2 separate regions of the Mus musculus genome follow, and region 2 is linked to region 1. The links are chromatin contacts, found by POLR2A ChIA-PET in ENCODE. All regions are on one chromosome and are shown on one strand. The core of a region is the stretch at or near the end of the contact, and the rest is flanking DNA. Distances in the headings are between cores, read along the strand shown.

Evidence for each region. ChIA-PET counts read pairs that join two places held with the same protein, here RNA polymerase II (POLR2A).
Region 2: POLR2A ChIA-PET joins it to region 1 with 10 read pairs in embryonic stem cell. The contact joins the promoter of Gabrp here to the promoter of Ranbp17 in region 1. POLR2A ChIA-PET finds 5 or more read pairs at or near these places in 2 of 5 experiments (Patski and embryonic stem cell).

What each region holds. Positions count from the first base shown.
Region 1 is chr11:33,512,496-33,515,357 of GRCm38, forward strand. It overlaps Ranbp17 (RAN binding protein 17), which reads right to left and starts at 1,258. Exons shown (of 28, transcript NM_023146.3): 1 at 1,107-1,258. The coding sequence starts at 1,124.
Region 2 is chr11:33,577,657-33,580,571 of GRCm38, forward strand. Gabrp (gamma-aminobutyric acid (GABA) A receptor, pi) reads right to left here and starts at 1,301. Exons shown (of 10, transcript NM_146017.3): 1 at 1,150-1,301.

The DNA of each region.
Region 1 (2,862 bases), core at 8-2,507:
ATAGCTAATTCCGAGCTGGGGAACCCTTAAAAATAAAACAAAACAAAACAGTAAATAAAAAGATAACAGTAAGTAAAAAAGATAAAATGTGGGTCTATTTCCTGGTTCTAAATTACTTTAGAAGTAAGAAAGCACTAAGTCCATGGGACGGACCATCGGATCCATGTAAATCTACAAGGGGAAGGGGCATTCAGATACACTGTCACTAAGATCCCGCCTACTTCTCTAAGGTCTTCTGCCATCCACAACTTTTCAAATCAATCTTAGGATGCAAGAACAGATTTTCACAGTATGCAACGGTCTTCCACAATTCTTTGCTTTGCCCACACCGTCTTTAGTCTGTAGTCTTTCTTCCCTCACTACCTGGGTATCTACATACAGTTCCTACAATTCCCGCTAGAGTCCCACGTCCCTGAGAGTACAAGGCAGCGAGTTTGCCCAGAGGCTTATGTACCATCAGTAGGAACCCAGTAACAAGTGGAGACTCCACTCCACCTACGGATGGACTGCCCCCTTTCTGTGCTCCCGCGATATCCCGTGACTAATTCTACCATAACAGTCTTCACGTGTGCAGCAATTATCGCGCGCTCTAAAAGGACGAGGGTGGTAGCTGACGTCGCCCTGCATCCCGAGAACGTTCCGCCACAGGAGATGCACAGCGGAGAGGCTCAGTATACTTCTGTGGGATGAAGACCGGCAGAGTGCGGGAGCCACCGGACAGACCCGCATCCCTTCAGCGTAGCCGGCGCCCAGCCCCGAGGCTCCACCAATGAGGCTGCGCGCTCCCGGTCGCGCCGCGCCCCGACCCGCGCCCGCCTCCGGCCAATGACAGTCCTCTGGCCCCGCTGCCTTGCTCCCGCCGTCCCGGCCTCCGAGCTCAAGCTCCCGGGGCGAACAGCGACCGCGGGCTGGGCGTAAGGGCCGGATGGCGGCCCCTCCGCCCCAGCTCCCACCTGCCGGGACGCCGCTACAGCCGCGCCAACCAGAGCGTACTCCGCGGCCGAGCGTAGCCCGCTCCTCTGCGCCCGCCCCACACCGTTCCCAGGCAAGGGGCTGGGCTCGGGGTCGCGGCCTGGAGCTCCAGGCCCACAGCCCGGCGCACTGACCTGAAAGTGCAGCGCCATCTTCCCGGAGCGGCGCAGGCCGCGCGGCCCGAGGGCCGAGGGGAGGGGGAGCGAAGGCGCCGCGCGAGCCCGGCCGCCGCGGGATCCCCCCAAGCCGCTCGCTCCCAGTGCTCGGCGCGCTCCGCTCGGAGCCCGCAGCGGGACTGGGCGGGGCCGGCGGAGCGCGGGGAGGAGGGGGCGTGTCCTTCGGGCTCCTCCGCCCAACCGCCGGTGCGCTCCTTTTACAACCGCTGCATCCTCAGAGTGAGCCTCTGACCTCTGACCTTTAACTTTTAACTCACCACCACGACCCAACTGCCCGCCTCAGCTGCCCACTTAGTTTTGGAGACTGGGTCGTCGGTCTCACTATGAATACTGTAATACGTGAACCAGGCTGGTCTCGAACTTGAAGTCACAGTCATCTGCATGCGGCCTGAGTGCAGGCATAGGTGGTGTGTGTTACTGCCCACTTTGGCTCCTAAATCTGTGGTAGATAGGCGAAGAGACTGCTCAGCAGTGGAGAGCACCCTCCCACATGTTCATAACTGCATGTAGCTCCAGCTTGTGGAAATCCAACTGCTTTAGCAGGCACCTGCATCGCTTTCATACACATAATAATAAACCTTAAGTCTACCACAAGCCATATTGATTCCTGACAGAACTCTGAAACAAATACATGACTCCCAAATCCCACATCTGCACAGATGTTCTGTTCCTCTAACACACAGCCTTTGACCCCCCCCCCCATATGCTATCCTTAACTCTTGTTCCCCAATGCCCAACTCCCATTGTTTATTTTTTTAACTTTTTGAGTAAGTTAAGCTGACATTGTGTATGAGGCATTAAAATTATAAAATTCTGGCTTGTCTGTAACTCCTTGTCTACACTTTCACATGAACTTATATTTTACACCAAATTATTTCATGGGAATAGGAGTTATTGAGCAGATATATCGAATCAGAGTTGCTCATTACCAGTGTTCTTCATTTCTCCAGAGTTCAATGCTTCTATTTAACAGCCTTTTTATGTATTTAAGGGGAAATTTTCCTGAAATGTTTCTTACAACTTAGGTATATTAACAAATTCTCTCAGCTTTTGTTAATTTGAAAGCATTTGTTTTGTTTTGTTTTTCGAGACAGGGTTTCTCTGTATAGCCCTGGCTGTCCTGGAACTCACTTTGTAGACTAGGCTGGCCTCAGAAATCTGCCTGCCTCTGCCTCCCAAGTGCTGGGATTAAAGGCATGTACCACCACGCCCGGCTCATTTCATCAATTTTAAAGGTAGTTTTGCTGGGTATAAAATTCCATAATAGCCTTTTGGGCTTTAGTTTTTTAATCTTTTGATACTTTAAAGATGATATTTCATTGTCTTCTGGTTTACATTGTTTCAGTTGAAGAGTTAGCCATCAATCTTAATTATTGCACCTTTAGATAATATACTCTAGAGTACTTGAAGTTTTTTTCTTTCACTTTGTTTTTGACCAGTTTCAGTTTGTCACTAAGTCTATGTGTTATATTCATCCTACTTGAAATTAATAGTTGTTCTCGTGTGATCTGACATCTTCATCAGTTTTTTAATATTAACCAGTATTTCTTTTATTTTTTTTTAAGATTGTATGTGTGTGTGTATGAATTCACTGTTGCTATCTTCAGACACACCAGAAGAAGGCATCAAATCCCATTACAGATGATTGAAAGCCACCATGTAGTTGCTGGGAATTGAACTCGGGACCTCTGGAAGAGCAGTCAGTGCTCTTAAC
Region 2 (2,915 bases), core at 51-2,550, 65 kb after region 1:
ACCCTGTCTCAAAAAGCAAAAAAACAAAACAAAACAAAACAAAAAAGCAGTAGTGAGTTAGGAGGCTAGAATGTGACATCTTTTCTATGATGGAGAAAGTCCTTGGTTCCCCAGGGATCACATGTGACCCTGCTCCTTATGTCAAATCCACTTTGGGGATCAGGTCCTGGAAGTTCAGCAGGAGTCACCAGCCCATATAGCTGATGAGCCAATCTTCAAGGTACTATTTATATGTCTACTGCTCTTGATGTAGGCTCAGTCCTCTCTTTTGGATACAGGCATCAGAGCCAGCACTTAGTGGTGATCAAAGACCATGAGAGGGTAGGTGGAGATTCCAGCCTTCAGCAGTTGCGCCTGCAAGGTGGATTAGCTGAATCCTCTGGCTAAAATCTCCTATCTGTGTGTAGAGGAGAGCCTGGGCTTTGGAGTTAGATCAAGCTGAGTCATAGTTAACCTCTCAGCTTTGGTTTCCCACCTGACAAATCAGAATAAACATAAACAATAAATAGTACTTTCCATTTGCTTCACTGGTTCTATTCTCGGTGTCTTCCGTTGGGGGATTTAGTAATCTCACTGGTTCAAGAACAATTTGAAGCTGAAACTACTCCTTGCATACTCGGCTGGTACCACCCAAGAAGAACAGGTCACACGCAGGACTTGAGTGTCACCTGGGAGGCAGTGACTCTGAGAAGCAGAGGTGATTCTGATGGGAATTCCCACCTCTGCTCCATCACAGAAATGCCTGAGTGCTCTATGCTCTAGCCTCCTTCACACTCACTTCTGTTCCCTCATCCTGTCACTTCAGTGGGTGTGTCATGTGTGGGTAGGCAGGTGTAGTTGAAAGGTCTTAGTGCCCTGAATCTTCCCCAAGAAAACCATGAAGGTGTGCCTTGTGCCTGTTGGTCTAGCCTGGCAGCAGAGAGGAAAATGATGACATTTCCAGTGCCAGGCAGGGTAGTGCCAACCTGGGTCTCTCACTCTGACAGAGGGCATCGCACTACACTCTAAGACCTGAGGCAGAGTTAGGGCTCAGCAGATTCCAGGCCTGCCTCCCTCCCTCCCTCCCTCCCATCCACCCCAGCAGGGCTCACACCTGCAGCTCCTTACTGCCTTCTTTCCAAGCACAAGGGATGCCAGTCGTTCCCTTACCAGGCAGCTGTTACAGCAGGTGTTTCCAGATCTCAGGCAGGACTCTCACACAGAGCATACTCTTTTGGGTCTCCAGGGTCCTTTTCATCTCAGTCCTGACTCTTTGGGTGTTAAGTATGCACCCAGTCTCCGATGGAGTGGCGCGCTCTCTCTCTGGAGAAGTTGGAGCTGCTGAACCAGGTATAGGTGGGTGGGGCCTCCTCCAGCTCCTCCCTTGGTGGAGCTCTGACTGGTCTTGGGTTGTTTGTGAGAATCAGCCAGCTCTTGATGTGCTTTGATTATCTTGCTAATCTATGCTTTGATTCTGGGTTCCCGTTTTAGCCACACTCCCAAACCTCAGCTGAGAAAGACTTGTGTGATCCAAGATGTCTTAAGAGTTCAGTGCATGGATCCACCACTTTGATAAACTCTGCTTTCAGGGGACGTGCCTCCAACACTGTGCAAAGGGATCCGAGTTAGCCTAATCATCAGATTTGCATCCACAAAACAACTTAATTTGTTTCTGAGAGCCTCAGTCCTGGCTTTGCCTTGGCTGAGTTTGTTTGGGATTAACATCGTCTAATAATATGTGTTACTAGAGACTATTCAGATTTTCCAGTTGCAAAGACACAGAAAATGCTAAGGATTAGGAAAGTGGTGCTCAGAAGAGGTGGGGGGTAATTCTGGAGATTTCTGGTCTCATTTGCTGTATCCCAGATCCCTAGAGAATATCCTTTAAGTCTCAAACAAATTCCTTCAGGGAACTCCATATTGTAGCCAGTGGTCAAGGGTAGAAGCCTCTGGAAGTTGGTGTCATACCTGAGAGGGCTGGGAACCAGAGGGAGGGGCAGGGAGAGGGCAGAGGCTATGGCAGGATGCCTAGAGGCACCTTCTTCCTTCTTGGCAATGTCAAGGCCACCCTGGGCCAAGCTCCTGTGCAGACCCTGCCCAGTGTGGAGCAGGGAGGTAGAATAAACAGAGGGAGCAGGAGCTAGCGGCAGGAAGCAGAAGGAAGTGGGCAGGAGGGGAGGATCTTAGGGTACAATGTACTATAGATGCTTCTGGCTCTAGACCAACTCGCTTAGTGTTCCTCTGGAGTCTGGCCAGCCCCCCACCCCCAAACATTTCTGTGCTTGCGGGGAGGGTGTGGATGCTGAAGAGAAAGCCCTTTCACATCACCTGAGTGACCCCACTTTCACCTGGCAACCTGAAGGTGGCCAGAACAGGAATGACTGAATAGCCGTTTCAAGTTCTACCTGAATGCCCATGGTTTGGGGCTAATTCTCAGAATTTCTAAGAAGTTCTCACATAAACAGAGTTGTCACAAAGACAACTGAGATCTGGGAGGCTCTGTGGGAGGGGGAACTGGGAACAAGGGTTTAGCTTTGGGCAAGTTGCTTAATCTACCGGGAGCCCGCATCTTATGTGATGAGAGAGGTCCATCCTCAGCAGGGTTGCTGAAAGAACTCTGAGGTCACAGGCGGTCACAGGCAATCACAGGCGGTCACAACACAGAGTTGCATCTCAACGTCTCTGGCATAGAAGACCCTATGCACGAGGTGCTCGAGAAACTAGCCTTCTCTCATTCTGTCTTTTCAATTTGCTTTTCTTCTGCTGTCATAAACACCATGATCATTTTCTTTCTACTGTCATAAACACGCAAGCTGGGGAGGAAAGGGTTTGTTTCAGCTTACATGTCACATCCGTCATAGACGGAAGCCAAGGCAGGAACCTGGAGCACTGACCACCGAGAAACAAAGCTTGCTAGCTTGCTGTCTGGTCTCTAG